Regions from separate parts of the Homo sapiens genome. Here region 1 is linked to region 2. The links are chromatin loops, found by intact Hi-C in ENCODE. Cell type or tissue: CD4-positive, alpha-beta T cell. All regions are shown on one strand. Each heading gives the region's core, and the rest is flanking DNA. Links, peaks and the distances in the headings are about the cores only. Region 1 has its middle 66 kb from the start of TOP1. Region 2 has its middle 87 kb from the start of DHX35.

Evidence for each region. Peaks named below come from ENCODE experiments on the same cell type or tissue, not always from the same donor. Only the 100,000 strongest peaks of a DNase experiment are listed, where the experiment ranks them.
Region 1: it touches region 2 in a loop (12-fold over the local background); 9 of 110 quality-filtered maps call a loop at or near these places.

What each region holds. Positions count from the first base shown.
Region 1 is chr20:40,960,486-40,965,860 of GRCh38, forward strand. No RefSeq gene overlaps it. Among named protein-coding and RNA genes, the nearest start is that of TOP1, 66 kb to the right of the region's middle. RefSeq lists an enhancer at 451-1,082. In CD4-positive, alpha-beta T cell, for the core only: CTCF peaks have their summits at 2,656 (motif pointing left) and 2,872; a DNase peak (open chromatin) is centred at 2,676.
Region 2 is chr20:39,047,111-39,052,485 of GRCh38, forward strand. No RefSeq gene overlaps it. Among named protein-coding and RNA genes, the nearest start is that of DHX35, 87 kb to the left of the region's middle. In CD4-positive, alpha-beta T cell, for the core only: CTCF peaks have their summits at 1,116 (motif pointing left), 1,325, 3,127 (motif pointing right) and 3,132 (motif pointing right); DNase peaks (open chromatin) are centred at 1,121 and 3,141; H3K4me3 peaks cover 1,070 bases; H3K27ac peaks cover 467 bases.

The DNA.
Region 1 (5,375 bases), core at 293-5,292, 1.9 Mb after region 2:
GCCATGGGAGCCTCCCTAGGTCTTGCTGCCAAGAAAACAGCCGAGCATGGAGGGTGAGGGCTGGGACTCACTGCGGCCGCCCTCATTTCCGATTTACCCAGGCCAAAGGGGACTGCCAGGTGGAGAGGGGGAGCCCAGGCCATCCTGGGGCTCTGTTCTCAGGCCTAGGGGCCAGGATCTTCTGTAAGCCACCCACCCCCCAGCTCCAGGATAAGGACACCCCTTCCAGCCAAGCGCCTGGTTTAATTGGGAACGGAAATAAACGGCTTACAAGAGGCTACACCAGGGCTCTCTGTGGCCCACAGGGCCTGGTCCTGAGATTCCTGCTGCCTGCATGGCTTGGCCAGCTACCCACGCCAGGCCCCGTTGACTCATTTACACTGGAGCAGTCCAAATTCATCAATAATGATTTGTCTCTCTTCAAGAAGAGGCTCGCAATCAAAAGGCCATTAAAATTAAGTACTGGAGGAGCGGGGGCCAGGGAAGGGGGAGGGGGAAGAAAAGGGGGAGGGGTGGGGCCAGGCGGAGCTGAGTGTGAATCTCCACTGGATGTGGACACTTTCTTGTTGCGGGACCTTGGATGGGTCACGTCTCGTCCTGGTTTCCTCTTCTCTGAAACAGAAGGGCAGATATGGCTACAGTATCAGTGACACTGTGTATGGAAACACCCAGCAGGAAGAAGCACGAAGTGACCCTGCTATGAGGCTTCCAGCATTGGGACACATGGGGAAGGTGATGGATACTGAGCAGGGGTAATGCCAGCCTGCTAGGTCAGATCCCAGGGCAGCTACCCCTCACTGCCCAGCTGTCCTAACTCCAGCCCCTGAGTAACTACCCATTGCCACCTCAACTGGGCTCAACACCCCAGGGCAGGGCCACAGCTCGGCCCTGCTCTAATCTCTGGGCAGGAGCAGCAGAAGCATCAGGACACCCAGGACAGCCCTAGACCTTGGAAGAGGCTGGACCAGACAGGGCTCCCCAGCCCTCAGCAGCCTCTCAGCCCTCAGCCTTCCCCCTGCCATCTGGAGCATGGCATCTCAGGATGCCTCAGGCACAGAGAGGCGACCCCAGTGTCCCACACCCACCAACTGACCCTCCTACTGCCCTGGGTGTTAAGAGGCCAACGTGCAGCCTTCTTTTGGGCACCCAGACAGCTAACATGGAGTCCTATGCATGGGTGGCTGAGAAATGCACCACTGTCCCCACCCTGCCTTTCTCAAGAAATAAAACACAAACAAGAACAAAGAAAGAAAGCAAAAGGAAAAAAAAATGGAATTCTGCAGCCCATCCCACAAGGTCCAGGCCTTCCTTGGGAGAAGGGGAGGTGCCAAGAACTCCAGATGTGTTGATCCCTGGGTTTGCACAGCCATCTGATTCTTCTTGAGGACAGGAAATGAAATTTTACAAAGGTGCCCATTATGTGCCAAGCGCTTGTTACTTCATAGAACAACCACAAGGATACCACAAGGTTGGTATTAGTCATTCTTGTTTTTAAGGGAGAACTCAGAAAGATGAAAAGCCTTGCCCAAAATCACGAGTCTCAGACCCTCACGGTGCCAAAGCCAAGATTCAAGCCCAGGAACAGCAGATCCTGACTCGATTCTTCCTCCACGCTTCCACATGGCCACCCGAGCACCTGACTCTAGGTCCAGTTCCAGTGTGGGCTGGAAGGAGCCTCTCCATGCTGATGCCAATCACAATCATGGCCACTACTTCCCATGCGCCCCTGGGTGCCAGGCTGCAGCTCCAAAGGTTGGAGTCACTCCATCCTCCCCAAAACTTAACGAGGCCAGGATTCTCATTCCCATTTCACAATGAAGACGCTGAGGCACAGCGATGTTAAATGACCTGTCCAAGGTCACAGGATAAAGTCATGGCAGAGCCAGGTCTCCACCTGATGGGCTGAAAACCGCACAAGGGCCAGGGTAGTGCCCAGCTTTGCTCCCACCTGGGCCCCACAGAGTGACAGCTCAGCAAGTGTGTGCTGGATGGGGAGACTGGTAGAGGGAGGGAAGGAAGGATGGACAGGTCAGCACAGCCGTGGAAGAGAATGGCTAAGAGGTGACACTCAGAGCCAAACTGCCAGGGCTCAAACCTCAGCTTTGCCACTTTTTACCTGCAAGTTTCTTAATTTGTCCCTACGTCAATTTTCTTATCTGAAAAATGCAGATAATAATAGTTCTTACTAGCTAGGGTTCTTAAGAGAAACAAGTGAGTTCATATGGAGCCTGGGACATGGTGGGTGCCCTACACTATTGTGGATTAGTGGAGGACAGGCAGGTCTAAAGCCGTGGACTGGCGGCAGCCCAACCACAAGGTGTCCTCATGAGGCCTCCAGTGAGGTCAGCCCCACCCTTGCACACTGAGAGTGAGCGCCTCCTGAGCACCTCGCTGGCCTCACCTAAATCCCTTCCAACCCTGGTCAGCCCATGACTTTCCATCTGGGCTTCCCCAGTCCCGCAGGGTCCAGTTGCCCCAACCCAGAGGACAGAGACGCTCAGACCAGCCCCGAAAGCGTCTCCAGCCTGGTAACAGTGAGCACCCCATCTCTGAGAGGTTAAAGCAGAGTGGGACGGCCACCTGGGGACCTGCAGACAGGCTTCTGGCTGGGAAGGAGACTGGAAGCCACTTTGAAGCTTTGTGCCGGCTGAGCATTACCGGCGCGAATGGCCACAGCGCCACCTGGTGGAAATATAAGAAATGACCTAAGGGGCCCCAGAGGGTGGAACACAAGCAGCATCCTCTCCGAGTGGGACAGGCCCCAGCCCAGGTGCTTCTCACAACAGGGGTACTTGGACATTCAACAAATAAATGAGGCCCCAATACCAAGCACTTTGGTGCGTTGTTTTCACGCGCTATACCATTTAATTCTAACAACACTCTAAGGAAGGCATCCTTACCCTTTTTACAAATAAAGACATTGAGCTCGGAGATGCAACGTTTATTTGACCAAGGTCACACAGCTAGCAGTGGCAGAGTCAGGATTTGAGCTCTCGAATTCTGACTCCACAGCCTGCCCTCCTAATTGCTAAGCCTTGGGGGATTCCATGAGAAAGAAAACCAGCACCCCTCCCCTGTCCCACCCCTTCGTTTCATGGAGCTTACACCTAGTCAGGGGAACAGACAGAAATCAGAAATTCACTGACTAGGTACCGTGTGTCAGGCACTGGGCTAAGTTCTAGCAATACCGTGGTGAAGAGGGTGGTCAGGGTCCCTGCTCAAATGAATCCTGTGGGGAAGAAGGACATTAACCAAATAATCACACAAATATGCGACTATAACGGGAGACGTAAAGGAAAGATTTGGGTTCTGAGACCCACTGACCAGGCACCTACTGCGCTGAAGCAGTAACATACTGAGCTGAGAGCTGAAAGGTGACCAGGACTTACCCAGGAAAAGACGCACTTATTCATTCTTTGACAAATGAAAGCACTGTGTGTTCCCCATGGTGTTTTCCTCTTTTGTTACAATAAATAAATAGACTGTATATACGCTATTGCAACTTGCATGTATAAATAATAGACTGTATATATGCTATTGCAACTTGCTTTCTAAGTCTACATAGTTTTTTGGTTCTTTGCATGGCAATACACAGAGATCATTTGTTTTAACTAAGGAGGCTGTCACACAACTGACATCTGCCTTATGCACCACGATGTATTTATCTGTGCCCCTGCTGATGACACTTGAGTTGTTTCCAAATTTTAACTCCTACAAACTGCTACAGCCACATCCTCCAAGTCCATAGTCTCTCAAAGTGCATGCATATGAGTTCCCCTGTGGTAAGTGCCCATGTTCCCTTTAATACTTGTCAACATCATTTTGCTGGAGAAGAGAAGAAAAAAAAATTTTTTTTTTTTTTTTGAGATGGAGTCTCACTCTGTCACCCAGGCTGGAATACAGGGGCGTGATCTCGGCTCACTGCAACCTCCACCTCCCGGGTTCTGGCGAATCTCCTGCCTCAGCCTCCTGAGTAGCTGGGATTACAGGCACACGCCACCATGCCCAGCTAATTTTTGTATTTTTGGTAGAGATGGGATTTCACCCTATTGGCCAGGCTGGTCTCAAACTCCTGACCTCAAGTGATCTGCCCACCTCAACCTCCCAAAGTGCTAGGATTACAGGCACGAGCCAGTGCACCTGGCCAAAAATAATTTTCTATTACTAATAAGTTTATACAAAAACAAATTCATTCACTAGTTCATTTACCCCAGCTGAAGCCAAGTTAAGGATCTAAAACACATTTGCCAAAATGCTTCCCACTTTTCTATAGGCCTTATTCTTTCTTCGGTTTTCTTTTATAATTTTTCTAAGACACTACTTCTTAAGAGATACATGTAAAGGGTTCTAAATTTCATTTCTTAAAAAAATCACCTGTCTCATAAACATTTTGCATTCCTAATTTCAGGATTTCAGCTGACCACTCCATGGCCTTCAGGCTGGCTCATCTGAGGGTTAGTGGCACCTCCATAGTTACACCATATAACTTGCAGACACATACCTTCTTACAGATAGGTGAGGACTGGGAGGAATGGCCTACATTTCTTTTTTTTTTTTTCAACTTTTATTTTAAGTTCGGGGTACATATGCAGGATGTGCAGGCCTGTTACGTAGGTAAACGAGTGCCATGGTGGTTTGTTGCACAGATCATCCCATCACCTAGGATTAAGCCCAGTATCCATTAGCTATTCCTCCTGATGCTCTCCCTCCCCCCACCCCATCGCATAGGCCCTAGTGTGTGTTGTTTCCCCCCAAGGTGTCCATGTGTTCTCATCATTCAGCTTCCATGTATAAGTGAGAACATGCGGTGTTTGGCTTTCTGTTCCTGTGTTAGTTTGCTGAGGATAATGGCCTCCAGCTTCATCCATGTCCCTGCAAAGGACGTGATCTCGTTCCTTTTTATGGCTGCATAGTATTCCTTGGTGTATATGTACCTCATGTCTTTGCTGTTGTGAAGAGTGCTGCAATGAACATACGTGTGCATGGTCTCTTTATAATAGAATGATTTCTATTCCTTTGGGTATATACCCAGTAATGGGATGGCTGGGCCAAATGGTATTTCTGCCTCTAGGTCTTTGAGGAATTGCCACGCTGTCTTCCACAATGGTTGAACTAATTTACATTCCCACTAACAGTGTAAAAGCATTCCTTTTTCTCTGCAATCTCGCCAGCATCTGTTGTTTTTTTACTTTTTAATAATAGCCAGAATGATTTAAGTCGATATCCAAGGGTGGACCAGTTCCCATGTTTCCCAGCCTGTGAGGAGTCTCCTGTGAAAATCTGAGCTAGCCAGCACTATATTTCCCATCGATGCCCATCATGTGTTATGGCCCCTGACCTGGGCTGCAGGTGCCCGAGTAAACTGAAGGTTTCCA
Region 2 (5,375 bases), core at 54-5,053:
CCAAAATCAAATATAGAACATTTTCACCCAAAAAGTTTCTCATGATCTTTTGTAGTCAACAGCCACCCCGACTTTGCCCCCCAGCCTCAGGCATCACTATTCTGCTTTCTGTCACTATGGGCTAACTTTGCCTTTTCTAGAATTTCATACACATGGGATCATTTAGGATATACTCTTTTGGGTCTGGAGGAGACCTGGTTTAAGCCCCACACCCAAAATTAGATAACTTTGTGACCCTTGGCAAGACATAATTTTGTCTTCAACTCAGTTTCCTTACCAGTGCAATGGGGTGGTAATAACTTAAAACCAGCAAGCCTTCCTTCCTTCCTTCCCTCTCCCTCCCTCCCTCCCTCCTGTCCTTCCATGTGCACAGGTGCCACAGTGAGCTCCATTGTAAAATTCCAGAAAGGAGCTGGGTCAGGGGTTGCTCAGGAAACAGGAGCCTCTGCTCCCTCCACGTGTGTCACAGAGGGCACCCGCTGCCCCTCCCTCCATGCCCATCCCAGCCTCCCTGGTGCCGTGGTGTGCAGGTCCCCGCATCTCCTTCAAGGTGGACTCCTTTTATTTAAACAAGGGAGATAGGAAGTCACCCCGGAAAGAACCAGATGCGGTGATGAGGGCCCCCACCCTCAAGATGGGCAGAGGCCAGAGGTGACCAGGACCTAAGCAGAGGGGAGGACCATGTCAGGGGGTGGGGGTGCACAGAGGCCCGGAGTGGGGCCCGCCTGGCCCTGGGGCTCGGGACACTGGAGTTTTCAGGGGGAGCAGTGAGTGGAAGGCTCGTGGAGCTGCTGGACACCAGATGAGTGTTGGCATCAGGACACACACATTGCTCAGAACCACCCAGGAACAATCTGATGGACACCTTTGTGCCCTTCACAACACAACTCACTGACACTGGACACCCAGAAGCACTTGCAGATAAGAGACCACTGCACACAGAGCACAGTCCCTGCTTCCCTGGAGCTCACGTGCTAAAACATGACCCACATCCAGGCTGCAGCCCGTCCTTAGCCAGGGATGTGGAGGGTCCTGAGTCTGGTCCTGTTGAGTCCTGAGTCCTCCAGACTGGCCCTGCCAAGTTGCCAGGCATCTGATGCAGCAGAGCAGCGCTATGCTGCCCTCTGCTGGCCACATGGAGGCAGTGAGTCCCCACACTGCTGTCCACTCCTGGCAATGGGCTCAGGGGAAGTGGACTGTGTTTCTGGTCCCTTGCTTCTGACAACCTGATAGAGCAGATATGGAAGGGCAGAGGCACTATAAGAACTCTTCTCCCAGTTCCTTGATTCCCCCCCATTATTCCTTGTGTGTCCCCCACTTCCCCTCCCTTCCCTGTGTCTGGATTTAAGAAATGACAGTTGAGGCAAATCATGTTGCTTTTTCGGCCATCTCCTGCAGTGTCCCCTTTCCATGGCCTCATCCTGTCATGGCCCTGAGCTGTTGCAACTGGTTCAGGGAGGTCTCTCTTGGCCATCTTTCATCCAGTGGGGATGGAGAGACCAGTGCCATTTCTGGAGGGAGCACCTGAGTTTGGAGGTGAAACATAGGTGATACCTTATCCAGGTGACACCTTCCCTAGGCCACAAAACCATAGTTTCTAGATGGAGCTGGGCATGGTGGCTCATGCCTATAATCCTAGCACTTTGGAAGGCTGAGGCTAGAGGATGGCTTGAGGCCAGGAGTTTGAGACCAGCCTGGGCAACATAGGCCCTGTCTATACAAAAAAATAACAATTTAAAAAATTAGCCGAGTGTGGTATGTGTGCCTCCAGCCCTAGCTACTCATGAGGTTGAGGCGGAAAAGTCACTTGAGCCCAGGAGTTTGAGGCTGCAGTGAGCTGTGATCAGTTGTACCACTGCATGTCAGCCTGGTCAACACAGCGAGACCTTGTCTAAAAAAAAAAAAAATAAAAATAGATGGACTGGTGCCGTGCCTTTTTTTTTCCCCCCACAGATTCTTTGACATGCCTCCCATGCAGAGGTGGGGTCTATGTCCCTCTCATGAATCTGGCCAAGTTGGTAGTGGTTTTGACCCAGGGTTGTGTGAAGTGATGTGGTGTGACTTCTGAGGCTGGGTCACGAAAGGCCATGCAGCTCCTGCCTGGCTTGCTGGGACACTGCCACCCGAGCAAGCCAGCTACCTGATAACCAGGATGCTGGAGAGGCTACTCATGGGCTGTGGTTCATGATGCCATCTGAGAAGTGGGTCCTCTGGCCCAGCTCTTCCAGGGCCCAGCCTTCTGGGTCACTGTCAGCTGAGGCCCAGACATGCAGGAGTACAGACAAGCTGTCCCTCCTGTGCCCTGTCCCAATTCCTGACCTGGCTTCTGGAGCTTGGTTTGGAGATGGAGCCCACCTTGACAATGCTGTTTCCCTGGGAGAATGGGCCCCCTCTTGGCTGGCTTGCAGGAGCTCTGGGAGTCTCCTTCCCCTGTGACTCCTAGGGGCTTGGTGGCTCTGAGCTGGGCAGCTCCACATTCTCTCAATTTCATTCTGTCTGATCCATGTTAGTTTTATTTACTTTTTATGTATTTTTTATTTTTCTGACATAGAATCTCGATCTGTTGCCCAGGCTGGAGTGCAGTGGGGATCATGGCTCACTGTAACCTTCAACTCCTGGGCCCAAGGGATCGTCCAGCCTCTGCCTCCCAGAATCCATGTTCGTTTTAATATGAAAGCAACGTTTTATGCGACAACCAGGAGCTCTGAAGGGTTTTCACGTGGATGAGCCACACGCCGGGATTTGGAATTGCGGGAAGTGCCCAGCGAGTAGGGTAGGAGGAATGTTGGGGGTGGGACTGGACTAGAAGGGAGGCTGGGACGTCGTCGAGAACGAGATTGCAGGGACGCTGCGGTGGGAGAAGTCGAATTCCCACCCTGTTCGTCCTCCGCAAAGAGTGACTGAGGCTCAAAAAGCCACAGCCTTGCCCAAAACGGATGCAGCGGGCGCAGGCACGGTCCACACCCCGAAGCTTGCCGATGCCCTCGGCGGCAGCCCGTCCTGCAGAGCCGCGTTCCCTGCGCCCAAAGCAAGGTCGGACCCCCACCGGGATTCCCGGAACCGGGTGTCCCGCGCGTCCCCAGCGCAGGCAGAGACGGCGAGACTTCCGGGTCGGCGTTGCACACGGCGGCCGGCAGGCGGCGCTGGAGCCCCGCGTTTGGGCAGCCAGGACGCCCTTGCGCTGCTTCGGGTCCTGCGAGCGCCCAGGGAGGGGGTGAGTGCGGGGAGGGGTCAGACCCGTGTCTTGCCCGGTGCGAGCTCACCGCCTGCCCACCGGGCACGTCCACAGCAGCTCAGTCCCGGTCTGAGCGCATCGGAGTGAAAACAGCCCCCGCACCTCTCGTGACGGTGTCCCCTTCTCTGTCCACGTTGCAAGAAGCTATACTGTACTCACCAAGTCTTTAAATCTTGACCACTTCACCAAGGAAGGTATGAACCTCTCCATTTTACAGGCCCAGTTCAAAAAGCAACGACAAAAATCAACACCAGCAAACCTTTATGGAGTTCTAATTATTGACCTGGCCTGCCAGGGTCCTTCAGAGTGGAGTTGGGGTGGGTGCGGGAGAGGGGTCAAAAGCCAGCCCTCAGGAGGGGGCCACCCGCGCAGCCCTCTCTCCACCATCAGGGCTCTTGCAGACCCAAGGGCCTGCCAGGAGAAGCAGATGGGCCATGGTAAATCTGAGGGGCCATTGGGATGCCCAGACTGTCCCAGGTCACCCCATTTCTGCATTTTTGTTCATTTTGTTCAGGTGGCCCTGAATGTTGTGCCCTCCTCTTGGGAACTGTAAGTAATACAATCTTCCTTTCAGGCAGTTGACTCTGTGTCTGTCATCTTCCCATACCTGATTACAACAAAATCATCCCATGTACATTTTTAAACAACTGTCTAAGATTGTCGCAGGGCTCAAATGACTTAACTTTAAGTGCTTACAATGATGCCTGACACATGGTAAGGCTAATCGAGGAGTAGCTATTGTTACATCTCTTTCTCCAGCCTCTTCCTTCTTTGCACCAACTGCCTCCCTCTGAGCAATTTTGAGGGAGGTTTATCTCGAGGTGCAGCCAATCCCAGCTGCTAGGGCCAAGATCAGCCACGTGCTCCTTTCCCTTGGCCATGGCTTTGGACACTCCAAGCTGGCAGTGAGTGCCAGGTGAGGGGGCTGCTAGGAGCCGGCAGGGGGGATCTCACCTTTGTGCCACTTATGTCCCTAATCAGGGGCAACCTCCCCAAATCTGCACCCCCAAATCCCCTCCCCAGCTTGACTGGAGAAATCACTCTAACTCCCAATGATAGCAACTCCAAATCATAGCAATAATAATTTACTGAGTGCTTACAGTGAGCCAGACACAGTGCTAGCATCTTGTACCAGCAGTTCTCAAACTTTTTGGCTTCAGGAACCCTTTACACCCTAAGAATGATCAAGGCCCTCAAAGCTCTTGTTCATGTGGGTTGTATCTATCACTAATTACCATTTTAGGAGTCAAAACAAATTTTAATAATATTTATTTATAATTTATTTAAAATAGCAATAATAAACACTACATGTGAGCATAAATAATATATTCCTATGACAAATAACTATATTTCACAACACACAAAATTTAAAGAGAAGGAAGTGTGGCTTTGTTTTATATTTTTGCAGATCTCTATAATGTCAGCCTTAATAGAAGACAGTTTGATTTTTATATCTGCATCTGCAAGTTTTTGAGATACCACATGTCATGTAGCCCCTGTAATATTCCACTGGGAGTTTTAAAAAGCTTTCACTGAGAGCAAAAAACCCCCACAAATAACATGTTTGTATTATTGTCAACATTATTCTGAATTTTATGGACCATCTGAAAGGGTCTCAGAGACCCCAGAGGTGCCCATAATACACTGTGGAAACTGCTGCCTGATATACATGATGGGTAGCTTCCAATATTGCCCCATTTTTACATATGAGGAAACTGAGGCACAAGGAGATTAAAGTGACTTGTCCAAGGTCATGCAGCCAGGCATCAAAGCTAGCTGGGGAGTCACTTGATTTTGGTGTCCAGGGTCCCAGCACTGAGCCCTGAAAGAGAGGGTAGGAACTGGGCACAGAAAAAGCCGGAAGGGCAGGTTGGGCCATGAGTGGGGGAGCTGGGTGTGCAGTGAGGGGTGGGGGTGGGAGGGGACCGGGGGATCAGTTAGTCACCAAGTGGTCCTGGTGACAGGGCTGGAGATGGCAGCTGGCGGCGGATGTAGCCTCGGGCTGGAAAATCAATAGGTGATCAGCGGTCCAGGGGCAAGCTGTTCATCAGGTGCGGCAGAGGGGCAGGGGCAGGGGCGGGGGGGCTGGGAGGAAATATCACTGACCCCCGGCAGGATTGATCAAACAGCCAGACACCCA